Regions from separate parts of the Homo sapiens genome. Here region 2 is linked to region 1. The links are chromatin loops, found by intact Hi-C in ENCODE. Cell type or tissue: pancreas. All regions are shown on one strand. Links, peaks and the distances in the headings refer to the core of each region. The heading gives the core; the rest is flanking DNA. Region 1 overlaps IQSEC2 (IQ motif and Sec7 domain ArfGEF 2). Region 2 holds the start of MIR6895 (microRNA 6895).

Evidence for each region. Peaks named below come from ENCODE experiments on the same cell type or tissue, not always from the same donor. Only the 100,000 strongest peaks of a DNase experiment are listed, where the experiment ranks them.
Region 2: a loop joins it to region 1, with 6 times the contacts of the local background. A loop is called at or near these places in 2 of 110 quality-filtered maps.

The regions. Positions count from the first base shown.
Region 1 is chrX:53,238,090-53,246,731 of GRCh38, forward strand. IQSEC2 (IQ motif and Sec7 domain ArfGEF 2) reads right to left here. Exons shown (of 15, transcript NM_001111125.3): 9 at 5,243-5,382; 10 at 3,695-3,820; 11 at 1,106-1,205; 12 at 56-217. Among named protein-coding and RNA genes, the nearest start is that of KDM5C, 17 kb to the left of the region's middle. In pancreas, for the core only: no CTCF peak of the experiment used is centred there; no DNase peak of the experiment used is centred there.
Region 2 is chrX:53,190,284-53,199,067 of GRCh38, forward strand. KDM5C (lysine demethylase 5C) reads right to left here. Exons shown (of 26, transcript NM_004187.5): 15 at 8,694-8,784; 16 at 8,481-8,605; 17 at 8,207-8,354; 18 at 7,488-7,593; 19 at 6,403-6,761; 20 at 5,633-5,771; 21 at 4,948-5,127; 22 at 4,648-4,785; 23 at 3,856-4,455; 24 at 3,490-3,568; 25 at 3,154-3,353; 26 at 1,875-3,049. The coding sequence ends at 2,684. It overlaps MIR6895 (microRNA 6895), which reads right to left and starts at 5,205; the gene lies at 5,128-5,205. MIR6894 (microRNA 6894) reads right to left here and starts at 8,662; the gene lies at 8,606-8,662. In pancreas, for the core only: no CTCF peak of the experiment used is centred there; DNase peaks (open chromatin) are centred at 4,180 and 6,569.

The DNA.
Region 1 (8,642 bases), core at 1-8,000:
TTCTGCAGGGTACTGTTTCAGGAGAGCAGGGAGGAGACATGGCTGGGCTACTCACACTCCACACGGTATTTCTCCATCTCCTGCACCTCCGCAATGGACTCGCGCAGGTCGGATGTAAAGCGCAGCCGGTCCTGGAGGCTGGGGGCATTGAAGATGATGAGGACTTTTCGCTCCCCACCAGGTACTGCAGACAGCAACTTGATCCCAAACTGGTAATCTGTGGAGAAAGGGGAGACTGGGCACCTCTGTTGGGACTGGTGCAAGGTGGCTCATACATAAAATAATTTTTCTTTTCTGCTCTTTTTTTTCTGAGACAACATCTCTCTGTCACCCAGGCTGGAGTGCAGTGGTGCCATCATGGCTCACTGCAGCCTTGAACTCCTGGGCTCAAGTGATCCTTCTGCCTCAGCCTCCTGGGTAGCTGGGACCATGGGCACGCACCACATGCGCAGATTTTTTTTTATTTTCAGTAGAGATGGGGTCTCACTATGTTGCCCAGGCTGGTTTCGAATTCCTGGGCTCAAGCGATCCTCTTGCCTTGGCCTCCCAAAGTGCTGGGATTACAGGTGTGAGCCACCATGCCTAGCCCATGAAATAATTTTTCTACTGTCTAACTCTGATCATGCCTCTTCTCTGCTTGAGCATGTTTAGCAGCTCCCCTTTGCCCCAAAGCCCTCAAACTCCTGGTAGCTGTGGCCCTCTTACTCCCTGTACTGCAGGATGTAAAGGCACACAACTATGCACTGCTCTCTCGAAACCCTTTCCTTCTCACCTCTGCCTCAACTCACATTGCTTCTGCTGCCAGGAATACCACGCAACAAAGCTCCTCCTGGTTCATCCTTCAGAGCACAGCATGATCACCGTCTCTTTGGCCCACCAGAGAACACATGCACTGTGGTTCTCTGCAAGACCATGAGCTAACCAGGGGCTAGACCCAAGTCATACTCCACCCTGGCCTGCCCCTCATCCTGGGACCAAGTAGGTGCTTTGGAGACCCTTAGTCCGGTTGTAAGGGACTCCGAAAACTGGAGCTGGTATAGATGACGGGTGAGCATGGGGGCCATGACATAGACTCTCAGGAGCTGGGATCCAAGAAGGGACTCACATGAATTCTGGAAGAGCTGCATGTGCATTTCCACGAGGGGGAAAGACTGACGGAAACTGTACGTCACCAAGATCTTCTTCTTCTGGAAAATTTTGGTGACCTTTGGCAGGGGTGGGAAAAAGACAAGAGGCAGCGCTTTGGGTGGGGGATTTCCACGTGGCACCTATTTCTGGTAACCACCCTCCCCTCCCACCCCATTAACAGACACACACACACAAACACACATGCCCACAAGCTGGGGAGAATGGAAGCTTGAGGGACAGAATGGGAGACATGGAAGAAAACGCAAGTTCCTGATGTAATGACCACGCACCACAGACATTTACCACATTTCCAGAAACTAACTGAATCCTGCTTCCTCCAGGAAGCCTGCTCCAACATCCCACAGAGATTTGTAAACCCCTTTTCTGAGCTCCAGAATGGTGATTCAGTGCCTTTCCCTTGTCAGGCACTATGCTAGTCCTCTGAGTGTGTGATCGCCCCCTGCTGGACTGGAGGGCAGGAGTCTGGTTGTCGGGTTCTGTCACCAGGCCTTACCAGAGCCTGCACTTAATGGCAATCTCTGCTGAACCCATGTAGAGAGTTAATAAGTCTTCCTCTCAACAACCCAATATCTTTGTCGAGTACTTGGGCACTCTGGACTCAACTAACACAGGCTGCAAACACCTCAGGCGGTCTGCAAGTGGCTCGTAAAAGGAAATGTTTTGATTTCAGGATGGCACAATGACGCAAAGCACTTTTTTAGGTCCTTTGGGCTGTGAGCTCCCTGAGAACAGGGACTAAGTCTGATTCATCCTGGCATACCCAGTGCCTAGCATAGAGCTGGACATACACCAGTTTCAGTACCTGAGGGATGTCTACACATTGACTGTGTGGGCCAGGTACTCCCTGGGGTAGGGCAGATTCCACATATAACCTCTTATTTCATTTCATCCTCATGACAATCCTGTGAAGTAGGGGTTAGTTCCATTTCACAGAGGAGGAAACTAAGGCTCAGAGGGAGCATGGAAATACTTCGGCTAAAGCAGCAATGCTCAACTGGGGGTGATATTGCCCCCAGAGGACACGGAGCAACATCTGGAGACATTTTTGGTTGAAGGGTTGCTACTAGCACCTAGTAGGTAGAGACCAGGGTGCTGCTAAACATCCTACAGTGCACAGGACAGTCCCCGCAAAGAATTATCCAGCCCCAAATGTCAACAGTGATGAGACTGAGAAACCCTGCTCTAAAGGAGAGAAGACCACAGGGAGAACAGGATCAAGAGAGTCCTCAAATCCCTGGAGAGCTGTCTTGGAGCAGAGGTACAACACTTGTTCTTTGTGATGCCAAGGGTTGAGTGCAGATGGCTGGAAGAAACCCACAGGGAGACAAATTCTAGCAGTCAGAGCTGCCTAACAAGGCAACTGGCTGCCTTAGAGGAAGGCGGCTTTCTGTCCCTGCAGTCATACATCCAGTGGGCCATCTAGGAAGCTGGACCCTGAAAGTCCCTTCCAACCTGCAAAGTCCTAAGAGTCCCATCCCTAAAAGACAAACATCTCTACTTGTAATGAGCTCAGTTTGAAGAATCACTTCAAGCATCTTTTTTTTTTTTTTTTTTTGAGACAGAGTTTCACTTGTCGCCCAGGCTGGAGTGCAATGGAGCGATCTCAGCTCACTGCAACCTCCGCCTCCTGGGTTCAAGCGATTCTCCTGCCTTGGCCTCCCCAGTAGCTGGGACTACAGGCATGCGCCACTGCGCCCAGCTAATTTCTTATATTTTTAGTAGAGACGAGGTTTCTCCATGTTGGCCAGGCTGGTCTTGAACTCCTGACCTCAGGTGATCCACCCACCTCGGCCTCCCAAAGTGCTGGGATTACAGGCATGAGCCACCGTGCCTGGCCCAAGCATCTTTTTTAAATTTTGTTTTTATTATTTATTTATTTATTTTTGAGGCAGGGTCTGGCTCTGTTGCCCAGGTTGGAATGCAGTGGTGCGATCACAGCACACTGCAACCTCTGCCTCCTGGGCTCAAGTGATCCTCCCGACTCAGCCTCCCAAGTAGCTGGGACTACAGGTGCACACCACCATGCCCGGCTAATTTTTGTATTTTTTGTGGAGACAGGGTTTCGACATGTTGCCCAAGCTGGTCTCAAAACTCCTGGGCTCAAGTGATTCAAACTGCCCTGGCCTCCCAAAGTTCTGGGACTATAGGTGTGAGCCACAGTGCCGAGCCCACTTCAAGCATCTTGATTACTGAAGATTTCCAGACTGACCTGGGGGGTCGCAGGTTCACCCCTCTTCACACAACCCTATGGGCTATTGAGGTGGACAGGGATATTTCCTACCACTTCCCAGGTTGTAAGTCTGTCATCTCCTTTGGTCCTCATATTTTCTGTCCCTGTGTGTCTGTTACTACCTCCAAATGCATCTGTGAGGAAAAGGAGGGGCAGAGAAGGCCTGGGCCTTGCCTGAGACCATGCAGATGGCATGGCAGAACACCTCGCCCGCCACACTCCACACACCACACACCTACATCAATATGGTTCACACCAGACTTAGGTGTCAAGCTCACTCTCTCCCTCCCATCTCCTCCCCCACAGTGCTCATACCACAAGGAGATCATTGAAGAGGAAGACCTCCCGCTGATGCAACCCTAGCCTCTGGGGGCGGTTTGGATCTGGCACCTCGTAGAGCTGGCAGCAGCAAACCAGTCGACGGTGAGGGAGAGACAGGACCTAGACAGGCATGAAGAAACAGGTGTCAGCAAGGCCAGCCCATCAGCTTCAGGCCTCCTGGCACCTTAACTTTCAACCGCAAGAAGTTTACCACTCATACATGTGTGTCACTCTGACACAAGGGGTATCAGCAACTAAGACCTAAACTTATCTGCTACCTTGCCTTTGCCCTTCTGTCTGGAATGTCTTTCTTGCCCAGCTCTGCATGGTCATATTTCAACTCCCTTTCAAATTTCCATCCCGGCCGGGCGCAGTGGCTCACGCCTGTAATCCCAGCACTTTGGGAGGCCGAGGCGAGCGGATCACTTGAGGTCAGGAGTTCGAGATCAGCCTGGCCAACATGGTGAAACCCCGTCTCTACTAAAAACACAAAAATTAGCTGGGTGTGGTGGTGGGCGCCTGCAATCCCAGGTACTCAGGAGGCTGAGGCAGGAGAATCGTTTGAACCCAGGAGGTAGAGGTTGCAATGAGCCGAGATCATGCCACTCCACTCCAGCCTGAGTGACAGAGTGAAACTCCATGTCAAAAAAAAAAAAAAAAAAAAAAAAAAATTCAATCCCAAAATGATCTCTTCCAAGAAGCCTTCCCTGATTTCTCCAGGCTGAAAATGGTCTCTCTCTCCTTTCTCCTCTCCTAAACTGGACCATAAAGCAGAAGTATTATATGTGTCTTTGTTTCACACCCCGACTGGTCTGTGAGTGCCCCCAAGGATAGAGAACACGTCTGATTCATATCTATGAATGCCCAGCACCAACTCTGGTGCCCAGCAAATGCTGGGCTCAGTGGAAAGGCATCCACAAATGTTTGTTGGCTAAAGCGTTTTCTTTTTTTTTTTCTTTTTTTGAGACGGAGTCTTGCTCTGTGGCCCCAGGCTGGAGTGCGTTGGCACGATCTCAGCTCACTGCAACCTCCGCCTCCCGGGTTCAAGCAATTCTCCTGCCTCAGCCTCCTGAGTAGCTGGAACTCCAGGCATGCACCATCACGCCCGCAGCTAATTTTTGTATTTTTAGTAGAGACAGGGTTTTGCCATGATAGCCAGGCTGGTCTGGAACTCCTGACCTGAGGTGATCCACCCACCTCGGCCTCCCAAAGTGCTGGGATTACAGGCACAAGCCATTGTACCTGGCCTAAAGTGTGTTCTTACTTTGGTTTTCTGCTAACCATTAGCTTGGCTCTTCACTTAGGATGGACAGGCAAAGCCGGAGGTGAAAAGGATGCTAATATTTATATAGTACCCACTATGGGCCTTGGAATGTGCTCGATGCATTCACTCTGCACCACAGCCTTCTGAGGAATGCATTATCACCCACTCTGTATTGCAGGTAAAGGGCACCTGGGGCTCAGGGAGGTGCAGTGACTTACCACTTAGTGGCAGAGGCAGACCTGAACCCTGGCCCCTCTGCAGCCTCCCAAGGCACTTACTGGTTTCTTTCCAACAATCATGCGCTCCACAGCCTGCACCTGGGACACATGGTCATCGTTGGTCCGCAGTTCACGCCCCTGGATGCGCTGGTAGATGCCCACCAGGAGGTCTCGGGGGATGTCTTCACCATTGTCAACCCCTGGGGGAGGGAGTAACACAGGGATATGTCACATAATTATGGGCACTGGGTGGTAGGGGTGCTCCACCACCCCCACACCCAGGCACGGGCCACGATAGTCAGGACTGAGGGTCAATGGGTACCCTCGGCCCCTTAGCCAGGATTGGGGCAGGGAGGGTGTCCTTCAGTACAACAGCCAGTTGCTATCTTCCCCAGAGTGGGGAATTTTTTCTCAACAACTCAGAATACACTGTAATTAAAACAATCAGATACTATTGTTTGCCTTCCTAATTAGCAAAAATAATTTAAAATGAAATCCAGTGCTAGGAAGAGTGCAGGGAAGTGGGCATGTATGGTAACATAACTCTTTTGGAAGGTAATTTGGCAAGAACCTAAATGTTTGTACCCAGTGATTCTCTTCTAGGAATCTACCCTAAGGAACTACTCAGAAATATGTGCAAGAGGTATGTGCAAGAATGCTAGTGCAGGCGGGGCATGGTGGCTCACGCCTGTACTCCCAGCACTTTGGGAGGCCGAGGCAGGTGGATCACGAGGTCAGGAGATCAAGACCATCCTGGCCAACATGGTGAAACCTCATCTGTACTAAAAATACAAAAAATTAGCCAGGCATGGCACCATGTGCCTGTAGTCCCAGGTACTCGGGAGGCTGAGGCAGAATTGCTTGAACCCGGGAGGCAGAGGCTGTAGTGAGCCAAGATCGCGCCACTGCACTCCAGCCTGAGCAACAAGATTGAGACTCTGTCTCAAAAAAAAAAAAAAGAAAAAGAAAAAAAAGAATGCTAGGGCAGGCGTGGTATAATCCCAGCACTTTGGGAGGCTGAGGCAGGTGGATCGCTCGAGCCCAGGAATTCGAGAGCCAACCTGGGCAACATGGCAAAATCCCATCTCTACAAAAAATACAAAAATTAGCTGGGTGTGGTGGCACACACCTGTGGCCCCAGCTACTTGGGAGGCTGAAGTGGGATAATAGCTTGAGCCTGGGAGGAGGAGGTTGCAGTGAACCATGATTGCACCACTGCACTCCAGCCTAGGCAACAGAGCAAGACCCTGTCTCAAAAAAAAAAAAAAAAAACTCACTAAGTGTTACTTATGGGGACAATTTGAAACAACCTAAATTTTAACAATAGAGGATAGTATATCCATTTAATAAGATAATGCACAGCTATTAAAAACTTGACATTTACAAAAACATTTCAATAGCATGAGAAAATTACAGTAGCAAATTATGGGAAAAGAGTAAGATAAATTGCATGTGTGGTATGATCTGAACTATATAAAAAGTTACATATGCATGGGGGAAAAGATTAGAACGCACCAAAACATTAACTATGATTGCCTCTAGGGGGCACATTTTGGGTGATAAAAAGAAATTTTCTAATTTTCTGAATCTTCCAACATTTCTGAAATAAAGTATGTATTACCTTCATTTATTTGCTTATTTATTTAATAATTAGAGGGGGAAGTTACACATACACACACACACACCCACACACACACACACATATATTGAGAGAGAGAGGGAAAAAGAATGGATGAATGAATGATGGCAAAATTCTAGGAGACAGCTCCAAATGGCCTCTGATCTAACTCCCTCCTCCCATGTTCACCATCCTTCTCCACTTCTGATTGCTGAGTGAAACCCACTCACTCTTCTCTCTAAATCCTCTACTAGAGAAAATGTTTTCTGGGCAGGACGTGGAGGCTCACACCTGTAATCCCAGCACTTTGGGAGGCCGAGTTGAGGCAAGGAGTTTGAGACCAGCCTGGGCAACCTAGCAAGACCCTGTCTCTACAAAAAATTTAGAAATTAGTTGGGCATGGTGGCACGCGCCTATAGTCCCAGCTACTTAGGAGGCTGAGGTGGGAGGATCGCTTGAGCCCAGGAGTTCAAGGCTGCAGTGAGCTCTGCTAGCACCACTGCAATCCAGCCTGGGTGAGAGAGTGAGACCCTGTCTCTAAAAATAAAAAAAAAAAAAACAAATAAAATAAAAAAACAGAAAACAAAAAAAATGTTTTCTTCCTTGGAAATGTCACATCTCCTCCTTGGACAGGTGCTAAAGGAACATACTACATCGCACTGACTTTCTTACCAGAGCAGCCACAGCGGCACAAACCTGATGGGCAGCCAATTTGTCTTGTGTTCAGTTTGCTTTTTTTCTTTGACTCTATTTCCCTCTTTCTTTTCTGCTTAAATAATCTTAACATCTGTACCATTTTTAGTAGCTGCTCTTTGGTGATAGGCAGGGCTCGACATCAGTAGAATAAGCAAAAAGAGCAAGGTGACACCTTTCATCTGGCATTCAAGGCCCTCATATATTGGTTCCATATATTGGAACCTCATATATTGGGACCTTCCCAACCCATCAATGACCTCATCTCAATTGTTCTTTTTTTTTTTTTTTTTTTTTCAAGACAGAGTCTTGCTCTGTCACTCAGGCTGGAGTGCAGTGGTGCGATCTTAGCTCACTGCAACCTCTACCTCCCAGGTTCAAGTAATTCTCCTGCCTCAGCCTCCTGAGTGGCTGGGATTACAGGTGTGCACCACCATGCCTGCTAATTTTTGTATTTTTAGTAGAGATGGGGTTTCCCCATGTTGGCCAGGCTGGTCTGGAACTCCTGGCCTCATGGGATCCACCTGCCTCAGCCTCACAAAGTGCTGGGATTACAGGTGTGAGCCAACGTACCCAGCCCTCAATTGTTCCCTAAAGAAAATAAATGTTCCTGCCTCTGCGCCTTTGGTATTCTCATTGCTAGGTAAGCCCTCCTCTATCTCTATTGTGTCACCTTCTCCATGCCTTCAAGACCCACCTTAAAATAAAAATACTACCTCCTCCAGGAAGCTAGCTAGAGGTGGGCTCTCCCTCCTTTGAGCTCTGACTGCACTTTTGGCCTCTCTGATGTCACTGTTCACTTTCTGTCTTATGTTAGTTATCTGGGTGCTACAAGTCAGCCTCTCCCACACACAGGGAGCTCTCTCAGAACAGGGAGTATGGCAGATTCCCCTCCATTGTCCTTGGCACCCATCATGGGGCTTGGCACACACTAAGCGCTAAGTGTTGACTGGCTGGCTGGTTGTTTGGTCGAGTGATAAATGAATGCATGAATAGAGGAAAAGGTACCTAAAATAATTAAATGAGTCCTCATGGGCATAAATAAGAGAGGGAAAGAAGGAGCGAGGAAAGGACAAGTGAATTACTGAATGAATGAATGAATGAATCAGAGTAAAGCCTTGTAAGAGTCAGGACTTTAATCTATCATGT
Region 2 (8,784 bases), core at 785-8,784, 47 kb before region 1:
TGCATGTCTGCTGTGAAGGAGTGTGTGAGGGATGGGACACAGACGTGCCAACATGGTAAAGGCTGTCTGAAAACTGGTGAAGGATGGGCCTATACCAGGGAGGCCTCCGTCCTGGGCCAAGCAGTTCTCTAACCTGGGAGTTGCTTCAGGTTGTAGGCACCATCTCTTCCTCTCCTGTCTGGACACTTCCTGTGGCTGACTGCCTTGGCAGTGGTAGTTAAGTGCTGAGATTGAGCCCCTTCCTGCCCATCCCAGCTCTCACACTCATCTCTCCTGTCAGCTCCTCCAACCCCCTTTTCATGATCAATTCCAGCCAAAAGGTCAGCCTTTTCCCCTAGACTGAGACCTGGGGTCAAGCTGGACCCGGCAGGGTTGTCCACGGACTCCTCTCTCTCTCCTTACTTGTATAGCCTAGGGTCCCAACTGGAAGACTAGATGAAGCAGGGCTGAGCCAGACCTTCCCACCAATCAAAGCTGCCAGAAGAGGGCGGGCTTTCTTATTTACCACTAGGTTCCTATCAGCTGCAAATATTGGGAAGGGGGAATGAAACCCATGAACGTTCAGATGAGAAAGCAAAATAAGAGTGGCAGTGTGCTAAGCTCCTGGGCTAGGGATCAGGACCCAGCCTTTAGCCTCCTCACAGCCCCTTGAGAGGACGGAAAGCCCTTGAGGCAGGCATGATAGGAAGCTGACTGGCTTAGGGCTTCCATACTCTTGCTTCCTCCTTTGTATCCTCGTATCATGGGCAGACTCCAAACACAGAACACTCAAGACCACAAAGAATGGTTCTTAGCCTTTGGAGGGTCAAGGATCCCTTTATGAATCTGATACAAGCTGGTTAGTCTTCTTGTCAGAAAAACACATGCATGCAAACACCCACAAAAACATGTAAACAATCTGTTGATGGTCCCTGATTTAGTCCAGCACCCTCATCTTAAAGACTTTGGGACTCAGAAGAGAGATCTTTCCAACTACTATGGGACCATTAATGGGCTTGAAACCACTTTGCTAAGTGAAAGAAGCTAGACACAAAGGATCACATATTATACGATTCCATTTATGTAAAATGTCCAGAATAGGCAAATGGGATGAGGGGTAAAGGACGCCTAAGGGATATGGAGTTTCTTTCTGCAGTGATGAAAATGTTCTGAAATTTTTTTTCGAATGATGGCTGCACAACTCTGAATATACTAAAAGCTATTTAATTGTATACTTTTAAGTGGGTGACTGTATGGTATGTACATTATATATATCAATAAGCTGTCTTAAAAAAGTGAACTCAGGGGTTGCAAATGACCACACATCTGAGCTTTAGTCCCCATTCATCAGGGGCATAACCTGTGGAGAAAAATCAGGGAATTATGCAGTAGATGGGTTAGACAGGAAAACATTCTAGGAAGAACGAGATTCTATGTATAATCTTAAGGGCAATAAAGCATCATGGAAGGTTTTAAGCAGTATATAATCAGATCTACACTTTAGAAACCCCCCAAATCACTGAATTGTACATTTCAAACAAGTGAATTTTATAGTATGTAAATTATATCTCAATAAAGCCATTAACAAAAAAATCCCTTTGGGAGCTTGAGGAGGATAAACTGGAGGGCATCAACTGGGGGAGGTTGTAGTGTAGGAGTTTGGGTGAGGGGGCCCGAGCCCATCTGTTTGGACTTGAGGGAAAGTGGCTTGGGGTTAGAGTCGGGGGAGGATCAGAATGTCTTGCCCAAGGTTAAGAAGCTGGTGGAACTTGATTTCAGAACCCAGAGCTCCCTGGCTTCAGCCCTAGTGCTCCTGCCAGCACTACAGCTGCTCCACTGACTGGTGATGGAAGCACTGTCTTCCCCGTCTAAGAGAAATGCACTTCAGAAACATGTTTCCAAAAAATGTTTCTAAGGGTTTTATTTCTAACAAGAGGAAAATAATAAAATAAAATTAAAATAGGCTTCAGTTGGAACCAAGTTTCTTGTTTTGCTTTTTTTTTTCTTTTGAACAAATTAATTACACACCAACAATCTTCTTTTATTACAACATGAACCCAGGAGGAGGAAAGGAGACAGGGGAGGACAGGGAGGGAGGACTGAGGTGGTTGTGAGGACAAGCACCAAAAGCTTTCTTCAGATCACAGGGAGCCCTGTTCAGCTCCCCAGCCAAATTCCTTTAAAATAAAAAACTGTGAGCACGGCTATGTGAAGTTTCCTCCTCCTGGGTGGAACAGTCAGGGGAAGGGAGAGGGAGAAGGGGGTAGGAAGGAAGGAAAAGAGGGGAGGAGAGTGGGGGCAGGGGTTAGTGTAGCATGGCCTGGCCAGGACCAGAACTGGGGAGAGAAGGGAGGAGAGTCCCCCAGTTTGCATATACACTGGCCTTGTCTCTGGAATGGTGATGGCCCAGCCCCAGCCACCCCCCTGCCCACCAGCCCATCCATCTATCTGCCTCAGGTGTCTGGGAATGCTGGTTAGAGGCTACCAGGGAGGGAAGACTCCAGGGGCCGGCCCCCAGGAGCTGAGGTCTGAACAATACCTTGGAGTCAGAATACAAAAGTCAAGGGACTCAGGGGTGGGCGGGTAGCAGGGATGGCCACCCCCCTACCCGCCCACCCCCCAAGAAGCAGGCTTGATGGTCAGAAAGAGGATCCTTGAGGCCGAGGGGGGTCTCTGTCAGGGTCTGTGCTAGGCTCAGCCACTGTCACAACTGTTGCTGAGGCGGCTGCTGTGGGCAGGGCAGATGCAGCCGGGGAGTCAGAGTGGAGAAAGGGGCCGAGGGGCCTGAAGTGGTCCCTTCCGCCGGTTCCAAGCCATTCTGGTTCTCCTGGGTGCTGGGGCTGCCAGTGGTGGGGATGGGTGCAGGGGGGCCCTCACCCCCAGTCTCCTCCTCCAGCTCTTCCTCCTCCTGGACCTCCTCAGCCTCTGGCCCTGAGCTCCGTACCCTCTTTGGCTCTAGCTCCTCTCGGGCTGGGTCATCGCCCTCCCCACCCCGATCCACCTTCCGCCGCCGCCGCCTCTCCAGGGCCCGGCCCCGAGCCCGACTCCCGTGACGCTCTGCCTTCTCCAGCTGTGATTACAGACAGGCAGAAAGACAGGTTGTGGGCCAGTGGTCAGGCCTGGGCTCCCTACTCGGCCTGACCTCCTGGCCCGGCCCATGACCCCTCTCCTCACCTCCAGAAGTGTGCGGATCCTCTCCAGGTCTGGGGGCTGTCCAGCCTGCAGCAGCTGCCATATGCTGTGGTTCTCATCCAGGGTCACCTCGAGCAGGTCCCCCTCCATCATGAGCTCCTCCAAGGGGGCCCGGGTTGCCTCAGGCAGTTCCAACACAGGGCCAGTCAACTGTGGCAACAGCGAGGACAGCAGCTCCAGATCTAGGAGGTTGCAGGAACAAGCGGCATTAGAGGCTGCCCTTGGTCTTATCCCCACCACTACAACAGAGCTGAGGACTACATGGGTCACTATGGTGATGTGCAGTCAACAGCCTACCCACACCACACCTAGACCTACCTCTCTTACCTGAGCCCTCCTCCGGGGCTACCTTCTCAGGACTGGTCACACTGTCTCCATTCTCCAGTAAGCCCTGGACCTGCGGAGGAGAGCAAGAATAGGTAGGGGCAACTGAAGTGAAGAACCAGGCCCTATTCCTCCTCCGCCAACCCCAAACTTGAGACCCTCCGCCTTCTGGAGGAGGAGGGAAGACACAGGCTGCCAGCAGGGAGCAGAGTCTAGGAATCTGGACAGATGCAGAATGGAGTAGGAAGGCTGGTCCAAAGAAAACTGAAAATTGGAGAACAAGGGGCAGGGCCGAGCCTAAACTGGGGTAGGGGCTAGGAGACAAGAATCTGAGGACAAGAGCTGGGCTGAGTAGCTCACCTTAGGCATATCCTTGCCACTGCCCTCTCTGAGGGGGTCAGAAGCAGGGGCTGCAGGGTAGTTAGGAGGCTCCTCAGGTCTAGGTTCAGCCTGTAGCCGTTGGCGGAGCTCAGCCAGCCGTCCCAAAAGAGCAGTCACATCTTCAGAGGCCAGAGCCTGCCTGGCGCGGCCTTGCCAGCTGATGGCCCTCTCTGTGAGGCACTGCAGGGCCTCGCCCTCGGGCAGCCGCACAGGCAGTCTCTGCAGGGCTACCAGCAGTGCCAGGATGGTCTCCAGGCGCGGGCGCCTTGAGCGCATACACAGTGGACACAGGAATTTGGTGTCCCATTCCCACCAGGCCAGCAGTGGGGATGAGGTGGGATTGGGCCTCGGAGAGCTGAGGAGGCGAGGCACTGACACACACCGCCCATGGAACCAGTCCTGACACAGGTCACACTGCAGAGCTCCCGCCCCAGCCAGCACCTGCCCACACACACAGATAGAGGTTGTAGAGGAGGCCGTGCTCGATGATGCCAGTGGACTGGGCTTGGCCGAATTGGTGCGACGCAGCTGCAGGATACCCTCCTTCTCCTTCTGTTCCCCCTCCTTGAAGGCCACGATCTGCCATACCCAGGACAGGAGCAAAGTGGGTCAGCAGCCTACCCCTTCCCTTCTCTGGGCCCCCCCTTAACACCCCCACTCCCAAACCAGGAGAACTGAGGCTCAGGGGACAAGCGGTCTGCTCATGGCCACCCAGCTCAGACACTCTATCATCACCAAGCCCTTCTCCCCATCTGTGTCGAAGCTCCTTACCACAGAGCCTGGGTCCCTGAGGTCCTGCGCAGACAGCCCCAGCAGCTCTGTGTCAGATTTGTACAACCCCAGCTCCTTCTCCATCCACCGGCTGCGCTTGGTGCTGTCTGAGCCGGCATCTGCACATGGGCAGAGAACCTGGGGCAGGCAGACAAGAGAGGGAATGACTGGGCTTCCCTTACATCCCCCGCCTCCTTCCCTCCCTGGTGCCCCTACAAAACCCATGTTATCTCATGAGCCATCTCACAGAAGCCAGGGCAGGCGTTAAGAGACGCTGTAGGTCAAGGTCCCAGGCCTCACCTCCAGCAGCGTGTAGCAAGAATTTTTCTTGAGGAAGGTCTTGGAGGCCTTCTCCCTCCAGGAGTGCGCTGTCAGTACCTGTAGCTCTAGCTGTCTCAGCTCCTCCAGCCCCACAGGTAGGTCCCGGCCCACAGCTACTAGGCCCTCCAAGTCATCCAGGCAGGGGTAGTGGTCACCATTCTAAGGCCAAGGGCGAGAGACAGCTCAGTTCAACTTGCCAATGCTATTGATGCTTACTCTGTGCCTGGCCCTGAGCTGGAAAGATGAACTGGGCTCAGTCTTGAGGGATTAAAAAAATAGGTGTCATCCTAAGGAACAACCACTTGGCTCTCTCCCACAACACCGGCATCTACTGACTGGCTCAGCCCCAAATATCTAGTCAGCCTTCTGTTGTGGTTTGCCTCTTCTCCTCTCCTCCATGCCCCTGCCCTGCTCAGTCCCATACCACCTGCTTCCCTGGCCCACCAATCTCATCCTAACCAGTGCCCTCTCTTCCTTCAGGCCAGCCTCACACTCTTCCTCTCACCCTGCTCATCAGGCACATCTTGCCTCCTGACTACATGCCATGCCCCCTTCCTCTCTCCAGCCAACCCAACCCATCCCAGCAACCCAGCACATCCCAGTGTATATGCCATCTCTTCCCAGCTGGACTGAAGGCCTGGGGTGGGAGTGGCAGGGTCCTCACTTGGATCTCATCAACATCAGCAATCCAGGCCCGGGCCTTAGCAAGAGCCTCCTTGAGAGCCTGGATGTTGGGCAGGTGAACAGGGATGTTTTCCGCTTCACGGATTATGGCCTCAAGTGTGGCTGGTGGATGCTTCTGCCTAAAGGTAAGGAAAAAAAGAACGCTCAGTCTGATGTGGTCTGCCTGACCAGAAGCCCAGCCTGACCACCAGATATATCTGCATGGGCCCCTTGGGTGTCTGTTATTCCTGCTGTCACTTGGGCCTACTTGCTTGTATTCCACCTAAGGGTAGCTGCCAGTCCCTGCTTCCCCAAGACTGCATGCACCCAACTTCATCCCTTCTGCCACAGCTCTTGCACCTCTGTTTGTCTGCCAGTCTGCTGGCCTGCTAGCAATGCCTACATATACAACCTGTATTGTGTAATCTGTTGCTGCAGTTTGTCAACTGCCCTGTGTGGGGTCTTTCTACCAACATCTGCCCATCTGCCTGTCACTTGTGCTTCTGGGTATGCGCACATTAGCCTGTAGGGCTAGTCTTCTAGATAATCTCTATCTGTCCATTTCTGCTTCTCCATCAGCCTCTCTTTGCCTTTAAGTATACAGAGTTGTTTTTTAAAAAAACGACAAGATAGACAACAAAAGAGGGGAGAGTCAATACAGTAACACAGGAGCGTGATACCTAAGGCCACCCATGGGCATCCTCTTCTGGGTCTCCACTCAACTTTGATGTTTGGAATAGGGCAGGGAAGGGAAGCAGCAGCTGGACCTACCTGGCCTCCAGGCAGAGGTGGGCTTTCTCCTCCCAGCGTTCAGCAATGGTCAGCAGTTCCTGCAGCTCGGCCTGGGCTTTATCCACAGCAGGGCTAGGGGCTACACTGGCACCCGCGACCAACAGTCCTCGCATGACAGCCAAGGTGCCCCTTCGGGCTGAGGGGGCCAGTGTGCGTTTCACCTCATCCAGCCATCGCGCCTGTTCCACCTGCCGCTGGAGCTGCTGGGCCTCAGGCACCTCCACCCCCAGCTGCCGCCCCCTCTCCAACAGGGACTGCAGTAGCCCTGGACTGGAGGGCAGTGAGGCCAGGGCCTCACGAGCCTCAGCCTGGTAGGCCTCCACCTGTTCCAGAACACCCTACCAGGACACAGGATGAAGAACAAACTCCTCAGCTGGGCCCACTGAGGGGTTCCACCACCAGATGGAACCTTGTCCCACCTATCTTCTTACCCTCCAAGCTTTTGGGGCAAAGGAGCCTAACATGGGCTGAGCTCTCCTTCTCCAAGCCCTAAGACAGTTGGGGTTCCTAACACTGACTGCTCATTAGAATGCCCTGGGGAATTTAAGAATGCAGATTCCTGGGCCCCACCCTGAGAGATTCTTAATTAACTAATAATTATTAATCTATGCTTTATTTAACTTTTCAGAGGGCTCTGTTCTCAGGGCACCAAGAGACCTCCCTGCCCTAAAAATTGCTATGATTAGTCCTCACATAAACCCTTGTGCTCACCACCCTGGGGTCTGTTGCCCTCTCCATCTCACTCCTCCTCCACCTTCATGAATTTCCCTCCACTTTCCAAGCCCAACAAGCACCCCTGTTACCTCCTTCTCCTCTACCCCTCCTCCAGGAAACCTTACCTGGACTCTGTATCCTATACCCATACCCTTGCCACCTGACCCTCAAGGCCCATTTCTAACAGACAAGTCACTAGACCCTTGCCTCACCCCTCCCACCTGTTCTTTTCTCACACGTGTGTCCTGTCTTGCCTGAACACTTTAAGCTTTTGAAAGGAGCCAAGCATGGCCTGCTGCTCAGGTCCCCTGGTCCCCTTGATCCCTCATCAGCACTCCAAGCGTCCTCACCTTGACATCCCCAATCTGGTGCATGGCGCAAGGCAGGTTGTTCATCTGGTCCAGAAAGGCCCGGAGCTCAGTCAGGGTCATCTGTAGACCAGCCACCCTGTGGGGGCTATGAAGTATCACATGTGAGGTTTCAGGTCCAAACTCAGTGCCTTCCCTCCATGTCTATGCTAAGACTGAACACCTTTCCTCACTACACCTGTCCACCTTGATCTCGCATATTTCAAATTTGCCCCAATTGCCCAGGTTAGAGGGAAGGTTTTAAATTATAGAGCATGTTCATATTATGAGGGGAAAGAATTAGAAACTAATGGGTTGTAATAAGAGCTACACTTTGCAATCCATCCTCTACTGTGAACTCTAAAGCTGTGTTAGCAGGGATCAGGTCTATACATCTTTGTCCTGTTCTTACCCGTAAGCCTCCCACAACTCTTCCCTGCCCACAAAACCCCTCAGCCTCTCTCTCAGGCCACTTCCAGGTACTGATAAAAAATAAACACTTCTAGCTTTCTTATCACAGAGGCTCTCCTCTCCTTTTTAGGTGGCCTGGTCTCCTTGTCCCCCCCAACACCTTCCAGGCCATCTCACACTCTTGTGCCTGGCAGCTTCCTGCTGATGTCCATTCTGCCAAATGGTATTCACAGTCTACCCCTTGCAGCACTTTTCCTCGGTGCTGGATCCTCAGCACCTTATGTGTGCCCTAACTCCTCACGCTGTCATACCCAGCTTCCTGGCCGCTGACCAGTCCCAGAGCTCGGGACACGCAAGCCTCTGCCTCACTCAGGCAGTTCTTTAGTTGCTGCAGCAGCTCACTATTAGGAAACCTCCGCTCACGGGCTTCAGACTCTAGTGCCCTCAGTTCTTCAAGGCCTGGAAGAAAAATGAGGGCAGCAAAGAGTAGGCAGTATTGAATAGAGGCAGAGGAAGGGGGTCAGAGTACAGAAGAAAGGGAATAGAACTTGCCTGTGGAGTCCCTCCATCCCCCCCATCACTCACTGCGCTTCCGCCCATCCTCCACCTCCAGGGCCACTCGCACTTTGTTGGCCCAGGTGTCAAAGGACTCAGCCCGAACCTTCAGCTTATGCAGCATGGCAGGAAGCTCATCCAAGGTATACCGATACCTGGAGGAAGAGGGCAGGCAAGAGCATGTCTGGCCCAGCTCTCCATCCTCCTTCTTGCCCCACTTCCTCCAGAAAGGCCCATGCTCACCGCAGGTACTGCCGGCTACTGGAGCACTTGCAGAGATCATTGATGTGGGAAAGGCAGACAAGGCCGTCTGGGCAGTCGTAGCAGGCCAGGG